Linked DNA regions of Homo sapiens: regions 1 and 3 are each linked to region 2. A link is a loop called in an ENCODE intact Hi-C map of the cell type or tissue named here. Cell type or tissue: PC-9. All regions are shown on one strand.

What was found. Peaks named below come from ENCODE experiments on the same cell type or tissue, not always from the same donor. Only the 100,000 strongest peaks of a DNase experiment are listed, where the experiment ranks them.
Region 1: it touches region 2 in a loop (7-fold over the local background); 6 of 110 quality-filtered maps call a loop at or near these places.
Region 3: it touches region 2 in a loop (11-fold over the local background); 5 of 110 quality-filtered maps call a loop at or near these places.

What each region holds. Positions count from the first base shown.
Region 1 is chr15:70,319,621-70,327,620 of GRCh38, forward strand. No RefSeq gene overlaps it. Among named protein-coding and RNA genes, the nearest start is that of LINC02205, 180 kb to the right of the region's middle. RefSeq lists an enhancer at 3,335-3,854. In PC-9, no CTCF peak of the experiment used is centred here; a DNase peak (open chromatin) is centred at 4,761; H3K27ac peaks cover 2,224 bases.
Region 2 is chr15:70,193,692-70,201,691 of GRCh38, forward strand. No RefSeq gene overlaps it. Among named protein-coding and RNA genes, the nearest start is that of TLE3, 100 kb to the left of the region's middle. RefSeq lists enhancers at 2,453-3,236, 3,033-3,312, 3,383-3,442. In PC-9, no CTCF peak of the experiment used is centred here; DNase peaks (open chromatin) are centred at 2,270, 3,130 and 4,280; H3K4me3 peaks cover 617 bases; H3K27ac peaks cover 3,254 bases.
Region 3 is chr15:70,262,414-70,270,413 of GRCh38, forward strand. No RefSeq gene overlaps it. Among named protein-coding and RNA genes, the nearest start is that of TLE3, 170 kb to the left of the region's middle. RefSeq lists enhancers at 175-244, 285-434, 4,235-4,888, 6,567-6,616, 6,604-7,282. In PC-9, a CTCF peak has its summit at 3,361 (motif pointing left); DNase peaks (open chromatin) are centred at 4,568, 5,728, 6,628, 7,668 and 1 weaker place; H3K27ac peaks cover 3,802 bases.

The sequences.
Region 1 (8,000 bases), 130 kb after region 2:
TAGTGGGTGGTGGATCCGTGCTCTTGACCACCCCACTCTGTTGCCTTTCTGTTAGACAACACCTTGTCTACTTTCTCTTCCCCATTTCACAGATGAGGAGACAGGACCGGAACTGTGAGGACAATCTGTCTATAGTTAGGCAGTGAGCTGACTGCAGACTCAGGCTCTCCTGGGACCCTCTTCAGTCCTCCTTCCCTCTGCCATGCTGGTTGGTTGCCATCCTGTTAGAGGGTTGAATACTTACGCTTAAAGATCTAAAGACTTCATTAAATTTCATGTGGCACTTACTCCACAATGTATCCCACCTTACCCTGCCTTATCACACATAGTATAATGCAGAAGATTTAGTTATTCCTCTGTCCTGCGGAGTCCCACTCAAGGACGACAATTACCATGGCTCATTGAACTCCAGTGAGATATTCACAGTACAGAGGACATTGAGACCCTCACGGTACGACCCTCTACTATGTGTCTCCGTTTATGTTTCTAGGTGTTTTTAAAAATGGTTTTCCAGTTAAACTGCTCATGGCCACCTCTCAGTCTTTGACTTCTTTCTAATTTGTCATAATTAACTAGGCTTTCAAATTAAACAGAACATTAATTGTGTATCTGCTATGTGCCAGGCACATTGCCAGGTCTTCCAAATATATTATCTCAGTTAAAATTATAACAACCTCGTGAGGTGGGTTACTGTTATCCTGATATCACAAAGAGAAAATTGACTGAATAGGGTGACCAACATGTGCTAATTTGCCCAGAATGGAGTGATCTCCTAGGACATGGGATTTGCGGTTTTAAAACCAGGACAGACCAGGGCAATTTGGGATTGGTTAGTCACCTTAGACACTAACTTTCCTGAGGTCACACAGCTAGAAAGTGGCTGAGCCAGGATTTAAAATCAGTTCTCCTGATACTAAATAAAATCTTGGCAGAAATGAATGTAAAGGAAGAGTAAATAATAGACTCCGGGTGACTTTCTGGCCTCTGCTCAGCGTCCTTAAAGACTTGTTTTGCTTACTTCCTTATTTTCAGTTCTATGTCAGAAAACCAGGTTCCTCCATATGTGAAACAAAGAGGAGAGTATCTACTTCCTGGGGCAGTTCTGAGCCCTGAGTGTTTAGAAAGAACTTGGCTAGCATTGCAGGGGTTCAAGAAGACTTCATTCCTTCCCTCTTCTCTGGCTTACATGGCCTGGATAGCTAAGCTGAGTTTTAGAGATGAGGAATTAATGGCACAGGGCTCAGATCTTAGAAAGCAATTCAACTGTAGTGCTGTGATGAATTTGGGGGTATCGTATGTTAAGACAGACATTGACCAACTAGGATGTGTTGGACATGGCAAGGAAAGGTGACCCCAGTGATGAGGGACCAATGAATGAAGGCCCCCAAGAAAAGAACAAAGGAACTGAGGAAGAACAGACAACGGAAGGCAGACAGGGAGGCTGAGTTCTAGCCTTTAACGTGCTGTCGTGGGAAAGAAGATACCCAAGCTGTGAGGCCCTAGAGACCCATCCAAAACCAAGGGCAAAGTTACTGGGAGGCAGTTCTGGCTCAATGTCAGAAAAACTTTCCAACGATAAGATCAACAGAAAGCACTTTCTCAGAGGAAGATGACCTTCCTTCCCATCACAGGGACCAGGAAGGGGAGGCTGGGTGACCACTGCCAAGGGCTCTGTGGAGGGCATTCCTATAGTGAATATGAGGCTGGGCTAGACAAGCTCTCAGCTCCCTTCCAATTCTAGGACCCTCCAGCAGCCATTGGCTCCCTTCCCTACAACTGTAAATATTTGTGCGTTCCCAAGTTATAAAGTAGAGCTCTTGGCTTACAAAGGTCAGGACGACAAGGAACAATTTGCTTAGTGTTTCTTTAGGCTGTGTTGCCAAGACTTCTTGTCAACTGTGTTTGGAGTGGACACAAGCTGCAGGAGGTAGATAGATAGATTTGGTGAAGGGAGGATTATTCAAGAGGAAAGGATGCAAATGAAGATCATTCAAGAAAGCAGAAGCCAACCCAGAAAGGCAAGGACTCTTCCTCTGTGTGGCCACAGTATGTCACAGCAGAGCCCTGGCTCTCCTGGGTAGGTTCAGCCTTGGGGGCTTTTGTCCCCTTCCATAGGGCTTCCTATGGGAGTCATAAGGGTTACCCCCACCTCAGTGCCATGAGACAACACCCTTTGGCTTTGATCTGCGGACTAATTCTCCATGCCCATCTATGGGGATGAGGATGGAAGGGAGGATCACGTACTAAGTCAGGTTTTGGTGCCCACAGAAGCAGGCCTGAGTTTCAGCTCCCTTCCTGGGAGCTGATGCAGGGTGGGGTAGGGAGATGACAGGAGCACGTGGTGATTGGAAGTTGGAAGGGAGCCTTATTTTTGTTGCTGGCCTTTTGTTCCTTCTCAGTCTGGCTCCTCCACCACTGTGCTGTCATTCTCCTAAAAACAATCTGAGCAGGTTACTTCCCCACACCTTTCAAAGGAGCCCCTCCCCATTGTCCATCAACACAACCTACTTTCCCAGGAGTGTGTCCTTTCCCACATGCCATTTCCTGGTCCAGAAAGCTTCTCTTGTCTTTGCACTTCAGCTTCCTCATCTGAAAATTGGGGTAAAAATAGCATCTGGGCTGGGTGCAGTGGCTCATGCCTATAGTCCCTGCACTTTGGGAGGCCAAGGCAGGAGGATAGCTAAAGAAAAAAGCATCTGCCTCATAAGATTGTAAGGATTCTATGAATGCGTATGTGTAGGGCCCTTAGAATAGCACCAGACATTTTGGGTTAGCTATTTCTGTTACCGTTTTGCTAGGGTGGCCAACTCCTACTCATCCTGGGAGACACCGCATCACCTCCTCTGTGAAGACTTCCTTGTTCTACTCAGACAAAGCTTTTGGTTTTTGGTTTGGTTTCGTTTCATTTTTCTCTTGTTGTTTTGTTTTGCTGTTTACTTGGGGATTCCATGACGTTTATTTTTCAAGACGTTTTGTTGTTGTAATTAGCCTACATGCTGGTCTTTCCCATTAGACTGGAGCTCCTTGGAGTGGGCAGAAACAGGTCTTACTCTGCCCTCGGTGGCCAGCATGACGTCTGGCACCTGGCAAGGGCTTCAGAAACTATTGTTTCCCAAAGGAATGGAAAAATGAATAGATTAGAAAGCACCTCAGTGGTCCAGGGATCTGTTCCGTGGTGCTTATTAGGATGATGTTGTCCCAGCCTCAAGAGACCTGCTCCTTTCCGCACCTCCACCTCTGTCCCTCCCCTTCATCTTCACGTCATTGGAGAGACATTTCATTTTCCCACTTCCTCAAAACGTTTTGAATTTGGAAAATAGCAATCGTTTAGGAAAATGGGTAATTACCAAAGGCACAATCATGGAAAACATGTAACTCCTTGAGTCTTACTGAAATGTCAAGGACTTGATTAGAGGGAGCCCCGGCCCTGGTGATCTGAAGAAAATATGATCTGTTTGTCCTAGAGGGGAAAGAAGGATCACTCTTTATTTACAAACCAGCCAGGCTAATCCCTTCTGACAATATGGGAAGTCATTCTGCTCTGCCGAAGCACTGTTTCAGGGCTCCCTTAAGGAAGAACTATCTTCTACTCAATTAAAGCAAAGCCTGAACTCGCTTTGACCCCGTCATTCCACAGCCAGGAAAGCAGGCTCCGCTCCTTCCAGCAGGGTGGCTGCCCGGGCTCCAGGCCGAACTCTTTTTCATCAGGATGTCTCAAGCATTTACTGGGGTGAGAAACTGGGGAGTGGAAACCATCCCTCCCTGGTTCCTTCAGCCTGGCCCAGCCTTGGGTGCTAAGAAAGAGAGCTGCCGGAGAGGGAGATGGATAAAGTGTCCCTCGGGCCACCTCGGCCTGCCCAGCTCCTGGGGAGGCCCCAGCAGTCAGAATCAATGAGCAGCCACCAGCAGCAGGTAGGGGTGTCCCTGAAAGGCCTTCAATGCCCCACCTGTTTCCCCTGTCCCCTGCTCTATGTAGGTCAGTGCCTCCAACTCAGACCTGCCTGCCAAGCCCTGCCTCTGTCTGCAGGAGTGAGCAGTACCATTATTTACTGGAGACCAAAGCAAGACAGGCCGCATAGATGATCTTACTGGAAAACCACACACTCAGCCAGTCCCCCCTCCCCTTCTCTTCCCCAAACACCACCAACCCCCAGGGAGGGAAAGAGCTTAGGCAGGCCAACTGCTGTAGGAAGCGGTACTTTAGCTGGGAAGATCATCTATACAGAAAAGCATAATTTTCTTCTTGCTCCTCTCAATTACAAAATAATAAGATTGTTAAAAATCCAATAGCATGAATGTCAATATTGGCAGGGACAGCCACAGGAAATTTAATTGCACAATGGGTGCCAGTTAAAGATGGTATGTGCTCTTCTCGGCTTTTCTTAATTCTAATTAGGATAAAATTTACTGATCTTACAGACTCACAAACAGAGGGTTGTCACTCCGCCAGGAATGGATCCTAACACTCTTGGCTTCCTTTTCTGAGCCTCTTGCCTTTTTTTTTCTTCCTCAAAACATCATCCCTGATTGGGACTTTTAGCTGATTTTGAACATCAGCTCTCCGGTTTCTTTGGCATGTCAGAGGGCCAGATGTTTTTTATTTGAGAGCAAATTGACACATTAAATTACACTGTGCAAACATTAAAGCCAGCCGAGGGTAAACAGGCCGAGATTCATTGAATTTTACGGGTCACAATAATGTTTATGTAATTTAACAAATTCCTGCCCTGCTGCTGAGTCTCTCCAAGAAGTATTAATGTAAGAAAGATGAGACCTGCCCCGAGGCTGTCGTCCCATCCACCTCACTGCGGCCTCTCAGAACCCTTGCCCAGCAGGTTTTAGAGTTGAGTAACTGAGTTCCCCTATGCAGAATTACTGCTTAGTCTGGCTCTGTCTTAAAGACACAGCCTAGTTTCTTCCACATGAAGCCTGATGAAATACTCTTGGTGCTGGACATCTGCTGAGTTTGCCTGTCCGGGATGCCTCCACTCCTACTTTTGATAGTGGCCCTATGATTTTTCTCTAGGAATCATCATCCCATCCCATTTTCAGTTTCCCCAGTTCCTCTGGGGAAGATCCCACTCTCCGGCTCCAGGGATGAGCATGTGCCTCAGGCCTGGTCCATCGGGGCCTTGCATCCCGCCCGTGGCCTTGGTGATTGGTTCAGAGATGGGAACGAGATCACATCTGGGTCAATGAGCATCCACCCCAGGACTTTCACAAAACTGGCAGAATAAGGAGCTCTCTTTCCACCAGTCTTAAGTGGTAAAATGTAAGTTGGGAGCTGCTGGGCGCCATCTTGCCACCAGTTGGAAATGGCTGTTGGGAATGAGGCCAACACAGAAGAAAGTACAAACGGAGAAGGGCACATTCCCAGTGAGATTTTTTGAGCCCCTGGGTCCAATTACAGCTGAAGTCTAACCTGGGGTTTTTGATTGTGTGAGTTAACAAATCCACTGTTTTGGTTAAGCCAGTTTGAGTTGAATCTCTATCATTTTCACCTTTTATTCAACAAAACAAAAGATTCCCCTATAGGTCTCTGTAGAGAATAGGACCTCTCCTCCACATTCCATGTGACACTGGGCTCCATGCTCACCTCTGACTCCCTAAAGCATTCCTAAGACTTCCTCCACCTCCTCTCCAGTCAGGCTGTTCTGTTCCTAAACACACACTGCGTATCTCACCTTGCTGCCACTTTATTTTCCTCCTGTTGCCTGCAGTGCCATTGTCCCCTATCTACCACCCATCCTCTAGGGCCAGGCTGAATTCTCCTTTCCACAAAGACAACTCCCTACCACTCAGAACTCCCTCCTCTTAACTCCCAGAGGGCCTCAGTAAGTTCCACACCTCCTGGCCCTTAATTATATAAATTAAAAGTTATATTAATTATATTAATGTTTTGTTGCTTCTTGTATTGTATGGTTGTGTCTTCTCTTCTGTCTATTTATAGCTAGAAAAATGTCTGGCATAATTCTGGGCAAATGAAATCACAGATTATTAATATTTAAAGGTACCTTACAGATCATAAAAATCACCCTGCCCCCACAATTAGACAGATGAGGAAACTGAGACTCAGAGAAGTGAATTGACTGACCCAAGGTCACACAGCTGGTTTATTGCCAGACCAGAGATAAAATCGCAGCTCAGTGTTCTTTCCACAACACGGAGCTCTATCAATTTGCTTGATTGATTTTCCAGTGAAGCATATGTAGAGTTTGAATTGGGTTGGCATATTACCATATACTAATGGTACTAAGTCAGCACATTCAGAAGAAAGAACAGTAGACTTAAGAGAATCAAAAGGTATGTTTTCAAGTTCCAGCTGGGCTGCACGACCTTGGACAAGTCCTTTCACCCTTCTGGATCTCTATTTTCACAATAGCAAAAAATGAGGGTCTTGAACCAGGTCTGAGGACAAGTACTTTTTTTTGTGAGCCACCTCCCAGTGACTGATGGGGCAGCCCACAGCGCTGCGTGGGAAAGATCTGAAAGTGTATCTGAGCTCAGCAGGAAGAAGTGCTTTGAGTGATCAGCACTGTCTCTCTCAAGTTTGGGAGCCGGGGTCAGGGAATGTCAGGAAGCACTCCAGGTTGTGCTTCTTTAGATGATTTTTGAGGTCTTTCCTACCCTGTCATTTGAGGTCATTTAAGTTGTGGTGAAAATGCAAATACAGAGCTCAGATACAACTTCAGGACCCCCATCCTGTTCTACCAACAGTGGCCTCCCTCTCACACCATGAAACTTCTGGACTCCAGGGACCCACAGCTGCACCCAACGAATTTCACTTTGGCCTGATCTTGGATCCACTGAGCAACAGAAATTTGGGATGTGAATTTGGTGGAGCTGGTGTGGACTAGGTCAAGCAATGAGAAAGGACACAGGATCATGGAGAGAAGTGGATGAGGGGAAGTCGGGGACCTGAGAACTCACTTCTATGTTTGCAGTGTTCAGCCCCTGGTAAGAGACCTCCTCCTGACATCCAAGGGGAAGCATGGATGTGGTACAGAGAGCCCCACAACTCTGGTCTGGGCTCCCGCAGAAGGCCAGGGGCCAGCACACAAAGGCCACTGTGAGGAGCAGACATCCGATGGACCAGCTTCTGAGGTGTCAGAGAGAGACTGACTCAAAGGCTCCATCCCACATCTGAAGGTCTGGACTTTCACCGGGAGCTCTTTCTTCCTTATTTTATGTAAACTTCAAGTGGAGATCGTAGTCCTAATACTGCAGTGCTATAATGACTGAAATAATTTATATAAAGTGCCCGACACAGAGAGCTGATAAATGCCCAACAACGCACTTTCTTCATTCACCCCAACTTTATTTTTTTCTTTTCTTTTCTTTTTCTTTTTTTTTTTTTTTTGTGACTGAGTTTCACTCTTGTTGCCCAGGCTGGAGTGAAATGGCACTATCTCGGCTCACCGCAACCTCCATCTCCCGGGTTCAAGCGATTCTCCTGCCTCAGCCTCCTGAGTAGCTAGGATTACAGGCATGCACCACCATGCCTGGCTAATTTTGTATTTTTAGAAGAGACGGGGTTTCTCCATGTTAGTCAGGCTGGTCTCGAACTCCTGACCTCAGGTGATCCACCTGCCTTGGCCTCCCAAAGTGCTGGAATTACAGGCATGAGCCACCGTGCCTGGCAACTTTATTTCTTTCTAAAGACACTCAAACATTCATTGAACATGCATGCTCCTGTGTGCTGGGTGTGCTAGAGATGCAAAATTGAGTGAGACACATATTACTTGGCTCTCTTTCAGTTACAAGTGGCAGGAATAAAATCTAAAGTAGTTATAGGAAAAGAAAGGAAGGAAGGAAGGAACAAACGAACGAACAAATGAAGGAAGGAAGGAAGGGAGTGGGGAGGGAAAGAGAAAGAAAGAAAAGAGAGAGAAAGAAAGAGAGAGAGAGAGAAGGAGGGAGGGAGGGAGGAAAGAAGGAAGGGGAGAGAGAAAGAAGGAAAGAAAGAAAGAAAAAGAAGAAAGAAAGAAAGAAAAAGAAAG
Region 2 (8,000 bases):
TCATGTGCTTTAGAAATATTTTTCTGGCTGTGATAATGGCCACAGCAAGAGGTGAAGAGGGCCTGGATTCCTGTTGATAAACAGTAAGGACTGGGTTTGAGCGAGAGGCCAGTCCAGCTAGGAGTTGGCTATAGAGGGGGAGCAGGGGGAGAAGGGGAGAAAGACGTCCCTGTGCAACTTGAGTGAGTGTGGGCACGGTGGAGTCTTTCCCAGAGATGGGACACCAGGATGCAGAGAACCAGCCGGACCGTGCACGTGGGAAGAAAGCGCAAAGGCAGTTTCACCAAGAGGGGAGCTACAGGTTGGGAAGAGGCTATGGCTGAGATGGATAGAAAGTGCATGCTGTCCCCTCTGTCATGAGGCAGGATGCCGAAAACTGCAGCTGGGCAGAGGCACAGATTGAGGAGGTGGCCGCAGCAGGCACCAATGGGAGAACTCTGGGTCAGAAGCCAAAAGTCTAGGCCTATTCCGTCCTGACTCACCACACACCTTCGGCAAGGCACATTCTTTCTCTGCCTCAGTTTCCTCATCTGCAAAACCCCGGAGTTGAATCACATTGAGGGTTCCTCAAAGGAGATGGGCTGGTGAGGGACATCCTTGAGCCCCTGGAAACGATGTGCAAAATTGTGTGCCTATGCCCCCTTTTGCAGAGGGGCTGGCAGGGCCACCTGAGGAGGGAAGTGACATCAGATGTCATAGGCCACACCTGCAGTTGGAGACATGCTGGTAAAAATTGCTCTCTACGTATGCCCAGGATGAGTCTCATCTCACCCAACCAGTTCCTGGAAGGCAGAGATCTAGGTCATAGGATGTGTCTCGACACCCCATGGGGGTCTTGCAATACCTGTGGAGCCAAATGTGCTGGCATGGAGGAGCCTCAGCACATCTGGGTCTTCTAGGAGAGACCCCGTCCCCTGGTCAGTCCAGGCACGTGCTCCCTACTGGAGCCCCTGGGGCCTGTCTCTCCCTTCTCCACCCTGCAAACTCCTGCTCCTTCTCCGTGCAGCCTTTTCTGTTCCCCTGGAGCAGCCCTGATTTCTCGCTGCATTGGGATTTCCCAGGCGAGGTGTCTATACCTCATGCGCAGCCTACTTTTCGCCTATCTGGGATGGAGGTTGTTTGCATGTTCCCTCCTCTTTCCTTCCTTCCTCTGCCACATAGGCCTGTTTTTGGCAGGGACCATGTCTTAGGCACCTCAGTGTCCCTAAGTGTCTCTCTCAGTGACTGACACATACTTGGTACTCCATAAAAGTTTCTGTAGTTGTCTTAACTTATGGAATGACTGCCAGCAAAGTATTTCTTGTTTCCAACCCAGGCTCCTCACTTGCCCTGCTTCCCTGAGAGCTGCTGGGAGGACCAGCAGCAGTGGCCAGCACTTGCAGTGCCTGGCAGCATTTGCAAGGTCCCTCATGGGTCCTTTCCCACAGGGTCCCAGGATGATGAGCGTGAAATGAGACCAATAAAAGATTGCACAAATCTTGTTGGACTCACACATAGGATGGAAAGCAATATCCATGTCTGAAACATGTTGGAGCAGGCCTTCCACCAAGCCCTTTAGAAAAAGGGTTGTATGTGTTGTGTAGAGCAAACCTGGCTGACAGGCATTAGCATGCCCATTTTACAGATGGTGAAACGGGATCTGAGAATTTACGAGCCTTGCTCAAGCTTCCACAGCTATGCCAATGCCGCCAGCCCGCCATCCCTGGGGTTGGAGCCAGGGCATGTGGGGTGATGTTTTTCTTGGTCGTGAGCAGATGGGCTAGTGCCCTACCTGCACAGTCTCACCGTAGCTCACCCTCCCATACATCCTGTTAAAGGTCCAGCCAAGATCCACTTCCCTCCCTCGTTTTCTTGCCTGGGTTTTGCCTAGTTCCTTCTCTTCATGCACCACAGGACGCACTCTGAGCAGGCGGGGAGGCCCGTGAGCCTGGCAAACAAGCTATTTGCTCTGGGAGGTGGGCTGCTTCTGAGGACAGCACAGGGTTTCTGGGACAGTGCTGAGGAAGTCACCCACAGCCTGGCTCCCTGGCTGAGTGGACGGTTGAGGTGGCCAGAGGAACTTAGAAGTGGCCCTCCAGTCTCAGGGGGAAAGGCTGGAGGGCTGGAAAGAAAGCAAACTCTGTGATTGAGCTGTGGGAAGCCTGGCCTGAGCCCCAGGGCCTTGCTGATGGCAGGCTGACTGCTGGGGCACCCCCAGACAGGCCAACGGAGCCAAGCCGACAGCCGGGAGAGAGGCCTGCTCTCCCACACACGTGGGAATGAGGGCTGCTGAGTCACTGCCCAGCTGGACGCAGCTCCCACTGAAGGCTGGAAGGAAGGCAGGAGAGTATTCCCAGCCAGGCTGGTGGCCTCAGGACACCCTGAAGTTAGCTGAGCCCTCTAAATGGGCCATGGTAGCCCGGGCTGCCCCTCGCCCTGCTGAACTGATGCATATTTGCCTCTTGCCGGCTTCTGGGGAGCTCCAACCAGGCAAACAGCCCTTCAGACAGGACATTGGATTAGAGGTCAGATCCCTGAACTTTGGAAAAAAACAATCCCAGGGCAAGTCACTTCATCTCCCATGTCCTCACCTTTCCTCTCAGTTACATGGTGAGGCCAACAGGGAATACGGGAAAGGTCTTCACAGGTTGCCCTGCATATAATAGGATTCAGGCAGGCTAATGGCTCTGCTCCAAGCCTTCCCCTGAGGAAGGGACAGCAGCCCGGCCCCCTCCTCCCCTGGCCTGCCACTGTTCCCCCCTTAGCCAGTGTCATCCCTGCCGTGTGCCCTTCAGAGCAACCAGGCCCCTCCCAGGGAGAGTTCCTGGGGAGGAGCTGGGGTCACCTCCCGACCCGGGCCTGGCCTGGAATCCACCTTTCACCTCGGGCAGTGGGCAGAGGAGGGCACTGGCCCTGCAGGCGGAGGCTTCTCTCCCCTCCAGCACCAGCAGCACCCGCTGGGAGGCCCAGGTGTTGTGCAACTTGAGAAGCAGCTAAGCCAGTGGACCACTCTGCCAGGACAAGAATCAACAGGAAACCTCCCCGCGCATCTCGTTCACATTCCAGGGGCACCGAGTCCAGCCCAGAGACACCGTAACAAGACACCACTCTGGCTGGCGTTGCCTGTGACACAAACCAATCTTTTATCTGCCATCTAAGCCTCCCAATTTGCATGCCAGTGACGTACCTTCCACCGCAGGGTGCTTTCCAAACCTTCTAGTGAGGCTGTGCCTCCTGAGCTCTGAGCAAACAGGGAGTAAGCGATCCTTTAGACACAGGAAGGCTTTGCTAATGATCGTCAGGCATGAGCCCTTCAAGGAAGGGACCCGTCTGTAGGCCCCAGCAGAGGACCTGACACCAGTGGGTGCCTAGGGAGCACTTAGTGGCAGTTCACTGAGCAAGCCACATCTCTGGGGATTAAAGAAAAGAAGGTGAAGCAGAATCTGGTTAAATGGGCCCATGTGTGCTTGGAGGAATCCCCCCCACCTCTCTCTCTCTATCACATATGCACGGGCCCTCCCCCTCCACACACGCATCACTGAGTTATTTCTCATGATTGGAGCATGATGCTGTGGCAATACGGAATTCAAGCCTTTTATCTCTCAGGCCCAGGATGGGAAAAGGACTCACTCAAAGTCACCCAGCAGATTAGTGACAGCACTTTTGATGTTTATTATTTTGTATTTTCCCATGTCCTGCCATTTCATCGCACAATTGTCCTCCTTCTCCATCCCACTCCCAGCCAAGTCCCTGCATCTGCTGCACTCGCCACTAGTTCCCAGTACTGTGTTTGAAATGCTTAGGGAAAGGGGATTGCTGGCAGAGGGAAGAGCACGTGCAAGCTCCCTGAGGCAGCAGGGAGCAAATGAGGTGAGCACCCCACTCCCGCCAGTGAGCAGGACTCAGAGAAGTGGGGGTCAGTGGGGGTAGGTGGGAGTCGGAATAAGATCCGACTTCATAAAGTTTGTTTCTGGATGTGGAGCTAGCAGCCCATGGGGCCAACTTGCTGCCTTCAGGCAGGTGAGTCTCCCTGCTTGTGACTAAGGAAGCTTCTGTAGTCCTGAGGCACGGAGGATCTGGGCATGAGCCTGCTGGGATGTGGGAAAGGGGCGTGTGAGAGAACCCACATCTCCTGCTTCCTAGGTCAGAGCACCAAGGAAGGCTTCCTGGAAGGGGCAGACTTTGTGTGGGGCCCAGAGGAGAGCTGTGTGAGCACCCTGGACAAGCTCTACGGATCTGGGTCAGGAGTGATGCAGGAGGTCACACCACAGGCGTCTTCCTGGACTGAGCACAGCTGCCCCCAGGTGTGCCTCAGGCACTGGGCCCAGCCTGACGTGTCTCAACAGGGTGGGGTTGGCCAGAGGCTGGCATGGGTGTGTGTTAGGGGAAACCAGCGGAGGAAAGGTGAGCCAGGGCTCCCTGACGTGACCTGAGAGATAACCCTGAGGTCAACCTGTAAGGGCCCCGGGGAGGAAAGGTGAAGGGAGCCTGGCGCCCTTGCTGGTTGTGAAATGATGACATCTGCTGTGGGTCTGGAACAAACACATAGTTTGCCACAGACCCTGATCCTTGGGGACCCTGCGGTCAGTGCAATTGGAGTTCAATACACACACGCACACACACACACACACATGCACGCATTGCGTACCTACTGTGGCCAGGCATTGTTAGAAGTGGTGGAGCCTCTAGGAACTCAAGAGTACAGAGAAGACCCATGCACTGCTCAGAGAACACAGGCAATAGAGTTTTGCTCGAGGAGTATTATTTTTAAAGTGCTACTGAAGCTCTCAGGAGGGAGAAAGGAATTCTGGTTGGAAAAGGCCAGGAGCAGCTCTGGTTAGATGCAAATGAGACATGAGTTGGGGCTGAACCATCAGGGTGGGGAGGAGGTGGGGTGGGGCAGGCATTTCTGGCAGTGGGAACAGGTTAGGCTCAGAGCATGGCGGAACAGGGAGGGGTCTTGTGTGCATGGAGCTGGAAACTGCGGTGAGGAGTGTGGGAGGTGAGGCTGTGCAGCTGAGAGGGAGGGTACCAGAGCTTTCTATTTTCCCGACATCCTCTGTTTTAGGCCAAGCCATCACACTTTTGGGATCCATAGCCTCAAGACTTCCACATCTGGGGAGGATATTCAGGGGTGGGCTGGATCCAGACTGTCATTCTCAAACCCAGGCGTGCATCCAAAACCCCAAGGGGTCCATTGAAACAGAGTCTCCCCCATATTCCCCCAGGGATTATGATTCAGTTGGTTGGGTGTAGGGCCTGTGAGTTTGCATTTCAAACTAGTTCCCAGGTGATGCCGATGCAGCTGATTGGTCTGTGGACCACACTTTTAGTAGCACCGGTCTAGTTTGCTCCCATGGGATCCCCTGGGCAGTTCCTGTTGGGAGGTCTCACCCCACTTAGCCCAGTTGTTTCTGGGACTGTCTTTGGGGCTCAGAGGCCTTGTGTGGGAGAAATGAAAGGGTACCCTGATTGTCCCCTTCTCCATGGCCCAGACCAGGCTGTGATACCCGGTAAAGCCCCAGGTCACTTCGTGGATCAGGAGCAGTGACAACCATGTGAGAATGAAGTTTTCTGGCACTCTGGGAATGGGGCAGAGGAGAGGAGCTCTGGTCCCCAGTCTCCCATCCAGAACACTGGCAGGGAGTGCTTCAAAACCGGGAGGAAGGAGCCAGGAGGCCCAGTCAATTCATATAGAGATGAGAGTGGGAAGAGGTGTGTATGTACATGCACACGTGCAGCCCAATACCCCTTGCAAAAAAGAACTCAGGGTTAGTTACAACCCTGGGCAAGTCTCTTCCTTTTTCTCAGGGTCATTTTCCTCCTCTGGAAAAAATAAGGGAGTTGGATTAGATGGTTCCTTCTGAGAAAGAGAGACCTGAGAGACTGTCCTGGTAACAACGTCATCATCTGATTAGCACTCAATTTAAAACAGCTAACAGACTCTCAAATTTTGCAAGCCTTGGCAATTACCGGGCAGAGCTGAAGCAGAAGCTTCGTCTGTGGGGACCAGCCCATCTATGAGGGTGTCATCAGCCACTCAGGGGACCTTCAGCATGAATAACATTGCCCCGAGGAAGTTTGTAATGCAAAACAACAGCAGCTCTTTCCCCAGCAGCTCCCCGATGGTCCTCAGAGGTGGTTTTCTGGAGTCCCTACCGGGCTAAGGGAGAGCTGTCTCAGGGGTTCTGCTGAAGCTGGCAGAGGCCGGCCCCTCTCCCCTCCCCACTTTCCCCCAGGGCTCTGCCCGCTGACACTAGTGCAATTACGGCAGCCTTCTGAGAGGCTGACAAAGAAAACGAAGGCTCTGAAACCAAGAGAAGGACCCCCAGAGAGCCCCCGGGCTGTGGAGGCGTCAGGAAGGGCAGACACAGGCGTGGCAGTCGGCCCTGGATTGAATCCAAGTTCTACTTTCATGAGCTGTGTGACCCTGGACAGCATACTTGACCTCTCTGAGTCTCAATTTTGTTATCTACAAAGACATCCTCTTGGTTGGTTTTGAGAATTGGCTAAAATGACAGAAATGCAATTATTTTGGAGAAACGAAAAAATTAAATCTACTGAAGCCTTCAACGGTGCCATGTTGTAGATGAAAGCTGTGGTTAAGGGCGTGGCATGTGGCATCTCAGACCTGAGTTTGGGTCGCAGCTACTTGCTGTGTGACCCTTGGAACCTCACTTAACCTCTCTGAGCCTTCATGTCTTCCTCTGTATAATGGAAATATTTATGGCATTTTCCACAAAAGGCTAACAGAATGAAAATTAAAAGAGGAGAGCATGTACAAACTGCCTGGCTCACAATAGTCCTCAAAAAGTTGTTCTTCTCATATTCCCCAGGCAGCCTCGCCTAGGAGAGAGGGTGGCACTGCCGTTATCCACAGCCAAGCGCCCGCCTCAGCTGTGTGCCACCACACCGCCCTGGGCAGGCCTGGCCAGGCTGAGGGGCACAGACAAGCCCACAGCAGGCTGCCCGCCCAGTGGTTAGCTCAGGAAAGCCTCAAATTATACAATTTATGAAACCCAATCCAGTTTTCCGACTGGAACGTGTGATTAGAGAGATTACACATTCACTGTTGCAATTATGGTAATGTTGATGTGTGGACAGATAACTGGCAGCAGGGCTGTTCTGAACTGTCTATTTATAGGCTGAAGATGCTTGCTATCTCAAGGCAGACATATGGGCCATAAAGGCAGGCGACAAAAAACAGGAGGGGGAGAGCAAGCCTCCCCCGGAATGAAAAGACACCAAAGGAAGCCATAATTAGGGCTGGGATCGGCTTATGTAAATCAGGTAATACTTTCAAAACAGAGATGAGATCTGGTTTTAATAAAGCGCATTGGAACAAATGGTGGAATAATGACTTAATAAATCTAAATACAAATATTTTGTTCCGTCTCCAAAATGAACAGCCCTGGCATCTGCCGAGCCTGGGCCTGGGCGAGGGGGCGGCACCGTAGTGTTACTGTATTCTTTCACTCCCTCAGCAGGCTCGAAGATTTTAATTTTTAGCCTTCTGCTAAATTACATGGGCTGTCAGTCAACTGTGGGAGATATTTTGAGTAGGGAGATTTATACAAACACACAGAGCACACTCGGAAGACTCCGCACAATATCTTTTACACCGGCCGGGATGTAAATCATAGGTTGTTGGGAACCCGATTACAGCTCTTCTGGAAATAGACTGCAGAGAAACCATTAGTAGCAGGAGGAATCTGGTGGCCCTCTTTGGTGCCCACTCACCCCAGTAGTAACCAGAGAAGCTCTTTGCTTGTTCTTTTTAGTACCTTTTCCCATGACTTCCCATCCCAACTCCATCCTCCTTCCCATCCCAACTCCAAACACACACACACACACCTGCGGGTTGGGTTTGGCCCAGGTGCTATGAGTTTGCAAACTCTATGCAAAGCCATGGCACACGGCCCAAACCCGACCCACAGGTGTGTGTGTGTGTGTGTGTGTGTGTGCGTTTTGCTCGGCTAAACAATGTTGGCCTGCACACAGGGCAATTTAAAAAAATTAAT
Region 3 (8,000 bases), 69 kb after region 2:
TTTGGGCACAAAACTGTGCCCAGAGAACTTTGGCCTTGGCCCCGGGGGCCCAGGGGAGACTGGAGAGCTGGAGAGAGCCAGGTCTGGGGTGTGAAGCTCTTCTCCCAGGTGGGGTGGGACTTGGGGGTGGGGAATTCCCCTATAAGCAATTCACATCATCTCTAATGCAGAGCAAGACCAACCTGCCAGCTCTAATTATAGTGATTTTCATATTATCACTAGTGCTGATGAGAACTCATCATCAATACTCAGCAAGGTCATTCAAGGTGCTGAGAGAGGGTGGGAGCCCGACCTCCAAACTTTCCAGGCTGGTGTGGAGGGCTGGGTCACAAGCCTACCCCAGAAGGCCACTTCCGGGGTGCAGGACGGAGCCCCAGAGCAACAATCAGGCTGCCTGGCACTTGCTGGCTGTGAGCACCTGGTGAGCAGTGGTGCAAAGAGGCCTGAAAAGTAAATGCGCTGAATTTCATGGGTGAAGTCCAAGGCTTAGCCCCTTTCAATCCCCTTCCTCTAGGAGTCAGCACTGCCAGGGGAGAAAGGAAGCAGGATGTCCACTTCTGTCAGGAGACATGTGACTCCAAGAGTAGCCCCTCCACATGACCAGCGCCTGGCCAGCTGCCTGCTTTGGGAGCAAGTGGTTGTGAGCCTGGACAGTGGGTGTCTGGGGCCTTGGGCTTGGGTGGGGCTTGTGAGCAGTGACAAGAGATGACCCCCAGGGGTGCCCTTGTCCAGAAGCCTGCACTGGAGGTCAGAACCTGGGATCTAGCTTGGATAGGGGAGAGGGCTCTGGGATACAGGAGAGGCCATCTGGGGGTAGGAGATGGGGGCTCCTAGGGGACTGGCATCGATGTTGCATTGACAAGGCCAGGACTCCATTTCTATATGGACTGTGTGTGTTTAGGGCAGCCTTGGGGATGCTGATGGGGAGTTGGGGGAGGTGGTGGCTGGCATTGCTTATAGTCCTTGTCTCCTTAGGAAACCTGAGACAAGGAAGTCCCCAAACGATAACTGAATCCTACCATGTGCCCAGCATTGGGCTAGGTGCTTCTGGCAATACAGAGGCGACCAATCAGTGGACGTTATCCTCACTGGCTAGACACTGGCTCCCTACTAGACAGGGAGTGTAGAGGGGTGTGTACAAGCAGACAAAGAAGGTTTGCGACAAGTGCAGGGACAATCTAGCTCAGCATTCATCTACACACTGGGGAGTTTACAAATGCTATTGAATGAAGAAATGAACCAATTAATTAATGAATGGTTGAACAAGATGCTGCCTCTCACTTGAGGAGGCTGGGTTTGAGGTCCTGGGCATTTCTCACAGACTTGAAGTCCATGCTGATGCACCCCGCTTCTCCCTGCCTTTTCTGGAAACGTCCTCCAGCCTCATCTCTCCTCCCAGCCCTCCAGGGAACCCCTGCCTGTGGGATACAGCTTTCAGCCTGCGTTGCTCTGGCCCAGAGATTTTTGGAGCTTTACCTCTTGGGCCCTTGCTTTCCTGCTGAGAGGAAAGGATGTACTTTTTTTTTTTTTTTTTGTCCTAGTACGTTGTCAAACTGGCTTTTAAAATCCCAAAGCTCCAAGGCTCTAAGCAGTGAAGCTGCGGTACAAGTGACCCCTCAATCCTCCTCTGCCATGCATGGGAGTGGCTTGCGGGGGAGCTCAGAGCTGGAGTGAGGAAGATTGACTGCAGGGCTGGGGGCAGCCAGCAGCCCCGCCTTCCAGCCTACTCCACTCCTGCTACCCGCTTCCAGCACTGGCCTCCACACAGACATCCAACTAAACACAATACTGTCCAAGGCCTCAAGTACAAGTTAATTAATTCACCAGAGGGAAGGCAGGCTATAAATAACTGATGGGAGCAGAGGGGGCAGCTGGGGCAGGTTTATTCACCAGCGGTTTCGCAGTCTCTGCTCTGGCAATACAGGTTAATGAGCACAGGCCTCCTTGCCGACATAATAGCGACTAAAAATAAAAAAAGAGGAACGAGTCACCCTCCCTGGTGAATCAGACGCCTCCAATTGTAGTTTCCATGCTGATACTGTAATTTTCCTGTTCCTCTTGCTCCTCCAGGGGCTGATGGAAACGGAACCCCCCCACCGCCCCCACCCGAAACCCCGCCGCAAAGGAGGCAGATCCCTTTCTGGTTTGTTTCCCTTCCTTTCAGGAAAGAGAGAGATGGTGGGTAGGCGGGAGGGAGGGCGACTGAAATCCAAGCCCAGACCCCAGGACATGTCAAAGTTGCAGACCCAACTCTGTCTCCTGTGACTAAATGCATGTCATTGCCCTGGTCTATTCCCTCCCTCTAGATTTGTCAGATGAAGAAACTGAGGCACAGGGAGGAAAAGCAACTTGCCAAGAGTCTCCCAGGAGTGTCCCAGGAGTGCAGGAGCCAGGCCCAGCACTCCCCAGCCAGTGCTGTCATCTCTGTTCTGTTCACTCCTCCTATCCTGGCCACGAACCTACACTCCTAGGTCCTCCCCAACGCCGGCTCCTGCCCCACCCTCACTCCACCCCACGCTCCACCCTGACCTCTCCAAGGGACCTATAGGTTGGAAATCCTCCAATTCCCAGCCCTCCTCTGGCCACTTGAGCTGCATATGCAGGTTGCCAGAAGGTTCTTGTTACAGGCCTTTGACCTGGAGGTCCCCTTGACCCACCTGGCTGAGGATAGGTGTGTGGAGCTTCCCAGGCACACGCTCCAACCTTTGGAGGAGTCAGCCAGCCTATACAACGCCTTCGTGTGAATTAGAAAAGGCTCCTCCTCTGGGCAGACACAGCCCATACCAGGGCTTGACCAGTGGGCCTAGGGTGGGTTTCAGGTCCCACTTGACCCAGCCCCCACCAGGTGCCTTTGAGCAGTGCACACACTGGACAACCTTCTCCAACAGGCCTGCCTGCCTCTGTCTTCCTGGAGGCCAGCCAAGCCCCCAAAAGTGTTCCAAGAGAGTAGAACTTTCATGAAAACTAAATGAGTCTCCCCACCTTTGTCCTCACCCCCGACCTCAGCCCCCTCTCCCCAGTGTATATTATGAAAGGAAGAAGACAGACAGGAACTGAATTGCCCATGGGGACCACAGCAGCCCTTTCCTGGAGGGAGCAGGGGGCTTGGGGACCCAGCACCTAGGGGGCTAAGAAGCGCACCACGGGAGGTGGATACAGAAACAGCTAAAGCCAGAGGGCAGCGCCAAGCCAGACTCCAGTTGGCTGACCCCGAGGCCCAGCCCTGCCCCCTGCACATGGGGATGCTTTTGTCCCACTAGGGCTCGTGCCTTAGTGACTGTCACCTGTTGGAGGAGAGAGGCCTCATTCTGGAGAATGGAGAAGGAAGATGGGCAGGAGGAGGGTTGCTCCACCTGCTGGGGGATGCAGTGACACCCTCTGGCAATTCTCTGGGTGCTCCATGACCAGCCACTGAGGACGATGACCATCTGGCCACCGGTTCAGCCACATCATCATTCTGTGACAATTTGCATGGCAGATGTCAAGCCCAGATGAAAGGCCAGTCTGTCTTCTATATTCCTCCTCTCTTCTCGCTCGCTGAAAACTCCCTGCAGAGGAAACTGGCTCTACCTTGGACCACGGGGCCCACGGACCTGTGGAGAAATTATTTTCTGTGGCTTTTCTCCACAGCTCCTTCCTCCAGCCTGCCCAAGCCTATGCGCAGTGAACCCAGGCACTCTCCTTACTCCCCACACCGTCAGCTTCCTGACTCCCTCACCGGCTCTCATCCCCCCACCACCCCCTGCTCCCCCACAAGGTTAACACTGCAGCTCTGGCGTCTTCCTCCCAGGCAGCAGCCTTCTCAGGGCTTCCTTGCTTCCCCTCTCCATCTCTGCCAGTGTCACCAGCACCGTGAGGCCAAGGGGCACCAGGTGAAGGCCCTTACATCTTCTTGTCCTCTCCAGGATGTGAGGCGGGGGCAGGAGAAGGAGAGGAGAGTGAGGGGTGAATTGAGAAAGGCAGAAGGCAACAGTGGTATAGCTGGAGGCCCACCATGACCTTCCACACAGGCCCAGCCGCCCAGACTCAGCACCCTCCACAGCACGACTCCAGAGGCCCTCGGGTCCTGCCACCCAACCTGTGGACTGACGGCTGCGCCCACGCCCGCCTTCCGCCCTCCTCCCTGTCTCCACCGCAGCAGTTTCCCTAACCCTCAGAGACCGCTCCTTCCATCAGCCCCTATCTGCTGCATCCCCAAGCTCCCTCCCTCTCTCGTGGCTCCTGGCCAACAGTGTTGCCACAAGTTCAGCCTCTTCTGGAAAGCATCCCTTTCTTGGCTTCCTGACCCCTTCCCGCTGTGGTCCCACCCCCGCTTTTCTTTCACAGCCAAACCTCTCACCTGGGGGCATCTACACAAGTGTTTCCCACTTCCTCACCTCCCACCTCCCTCAGTCTGGCTGCGGCCCCCTCCAGGCCGCTGAGGCTGGCCTCTGACAGCTGCCTCTGACCTCCTTGTTGCCAAATCTAGCGGACGCCCTTCCTCCCCCATCGCACGTGGGCTATGGACCCGGCCTGGCACTGCCGACACTTCCTCCTCCTTGACACACTTTCTGGCCTCAGCTGCTGGACACCCAGGCGTCACCGCTCTCCTCCCTGATTGTGGGCAGCTCAGCTTCCTCCTAGACGTGGGTGTTGCTTAGAGGGCTGTTCTGGACTCCCTCCTCTCTCACTCCACACCCTCCCTTTTGTTTTCACATCTTCACAGTGCCTTCTCTAAGATAATGACCCCCACATCATCAGCAGCAGCCTGGACATATTCCTTTGTGGTGGGACAAAGGCAGGCCCAGCCAGGGCCCTTCGGCTCACTCTTCCCAAATGGCTTCTGGGTCAGCCCGGAGCCCAACTGGGATGAAAGGCCCCTGAGGTCAAAAGTCATATTCTCTTCCCTTCTGTATCCTCAAAGGGCCCAGAAAAGTGCTAGGCAAAGCTTTAGGCCCCTGCTCTGTTGAAAAAAGAGGTTCAATCCAAATAAAAACCAATTGCAATGTCAGAGACTTACCAGAGGCTAGGGTAAGTGTCCCCTTGGACAAGCCATGGTCCCCCAGGCACCTCACTCTGATCCGCTTCTGCCACAGCTATAATTCTGAAGCAAACCCACATGCCACTCGCTGCATAAACCCCTCCATGGCTCCCCACTGCCTGTCCCCTCTGCCTGGGCTCTCCTGACAACCTGGCCCACTCTCCAGCCTCATCTCCCATGGCTCCTCTCCAGCCTCATCTCCCATGGCTCCTCTTTGAGCATCTTCTTTGTGCCCCAGAATGTGTGCTGTTTCCTAGACACACCCAATACTTTTTGGCCCTCTCTTTTATCTCCTGACAAACTTCTAACTATCCTTCAAGGCTTTCTCTAAAATGTCTCCTCCAGATAGCCTTCCTTGATTCCTCCAGCACACAGTGGTCTCTCTCTCCCCAGCACACTCTAAGAAGTCCATGCCCAACTAAGAGCAGGTGATGTTTGCCACCTTGAATGATAATGATCTGTCTCCCTGCTCTCCCCCATGGAGAGCTCTCTGAAAACAGGCCCATGTCTTCTTTGTGCCCCCATCACTCAGTACCTGTCTTGGTTTGTCTTGGGTGAGTGGATGACGAGAATGAATGAATGAAGGGCCAGAGAGCACAGTGGTTGGGAGAGCAGGCTCTGGAGTCTGACAGACATGTGTCCAAACAGAAGCTCTGCAACGAACTGTGTACATGACTTAGGGTGAGTCATTTGCCCAAAATGGGCGTCAGTATCCTCGTCAATGCTCTGGAAGTACTCGTAGTCACTCCTCCATAAAGCTACTGCAAGAACTCAGTAGAAGCATGCATGTAAGATGGCTTTGCACAGAGTGGGCACCCGGCAAGCATTCCACAAACACAGGCTCTTGGGGTTGTCATTAATCATTGTAGATATTCCCATTAAGAGGACGGGCAAGTGGAGGGTCCAAGGACATCTGGGGAGCTCGTCCATGGGAGATGCATGCCTCCTTATCTCAGCTCACTTCTTTCACTTCCCAAGCTCATCGGGCCATGTGCACCTGGGGTGACCTCAGCTCAGTTCATCAAAACCTGAACAAGTGCTCTCAGGGGCCAAGAGCACCACTCTCCTTGTCCTGAGACCCCAACCCTCTTTCCTTAGCATTTCTCTCTCTGCCCCAAGCCTGTATGAAGCAAAGATGGCTTTATAGTGCCTTGTAAGTCCTACAAAGGGAGCAGCAGGGGCTTCTCAGAGCTACCACCTCCTCGATCAATATCTCTTCTTCCACCCTCGAGGGCTCAATAGGACTCATTCAGCAAACTCTGGAGGGCCGACATCACCTGGACAGTGTCACTCGTGGGCCTGCTGTTTATTTTCCTCCCACTTTCTCTTGGTGCCTCCAGCTCTCACCGCTAACCTGCACCCCCATCCCCAGGTGGCAGCCAGTGTGACTGCTGGCCTCCCTGCAGCCGTGACCTCGGCAGGCATGAGGAGGAGGGCGGGCTGGGGCTCTGCCACCCTTCAGCTGGCTAATGTGGAGGTCTTAATGAATATGAATCGCCTCCTTCTCCACGGAGCTGGCCCCATCAGATTCCTTCACACCTCGCCGAGCCCAGAAAGGTTACTCAGAATTAAATGTAAATCACATATTTACTGGTATGAATCAGATCATAGTGTCACTTTCTCACAACAGAGAATTTAATCACACTGCAGCCCCGAGGGCTTCTGCTCTCCTGGGGCCGTCCCCACCCCGTCGCCCTTGTGGGCCGCACCTGGGAAAGAAGCTGACTGCCCTCCCATGTCGGGGTGTGCATGGGGGTGTTCCCAGAGGCTGTGAAAGGACAGTGGCCACAGCGGGAGACCTGACGCTGGTGTTCCCAGTCCTTTGGTACCCAAGTCACGGCTGCCTTCTAATATCATGTCAATCTGAAGCTGTCACGATGGGCTAGGCAGTGCTTCACATGCTGTGGACACTTAATAACTGTTGAGTACAGGAACGTCTCTCCTAAAAGGCTGCTGGCAGTCACCTCTCCTTCCTAGGCTCACTTGTGTTTCAGAAGCCAAGGGGGAAAGGAGAGAGATGCATGAAAGGTTTCACCCATGTTGCTCTGTGTTCAGAGGCGGCGGAGTGGAAGGAGAACTGGCTTTGGAGCCAGGAGGCCCAGCTCAGAGCCTGGCTTTGCCACTAGCTCTGCCAAAGGACGGCGGGCAATTCACGGTAACGGCAGCTTCTTTGTCTATAAAGCAGAGACACGATGCAGGTCCCACCAGCTCCACTGACAAGTTGCATGTGGAAGCATTTGCCTGCAGTAAAGTGCTTTGCAAATGTCAGGAGCAATGACCATGAGCCCAGTACAAAGGTCACTGGACAATAAATAAAGGGGGCCAGATCTCAGCCTCTGATTCTCCTGCCTAATGGCTACATGGTCCTTAGGGTGAAGGACCATGCAGCCATTTGAAAACAGGCTCATGTCTTCCCTGTGCCCCCATCTCCAGGGCGTGCACTGTCTGCTCAGTATCTGTCTTGATTTGTCTTGGATGAGTGGGGGATGAGAATGAATGAATGACAGGCTGGAGAGCAGAGTGGTTAGGAGAGACAGACATGGGCCCAAACTGAAGTTCTGCCACTAACTGCATGCATGACCTGGAGTGAGTCAGCTCTCCTGCGCTTCAGGTTCACATTAGCAAACAGAAGTAATGAGGTCTTTTTTTGATGGAGAAAGGCTCAAATGAATGCCACAGAGACAGATCTCTGTACAGACTATAAGGTGCGGCACGCAGCTAGGGAGTTGTGCATGGCTCACTTCCCTCAGCCATGGCAGGATGCCAAGGACCTCTGCTTTCCTCAGGATGTCACAGTCCCTTCCCTTCCCAAGCCCATTTCTTTGGGGGCCAGTCTCCAGGCTAATGGCTGTGCATTTGGAGAGCTCTTTACAGTTTGCAAAGCATTGTGCACGGCAGGAGCATGCGGTGGACTTAGGAGGACACACTGTGGTGTTGGAGCTCCTTGGTGGCTTCCAGCTCTTCAGGTAGAAGCTTGCTG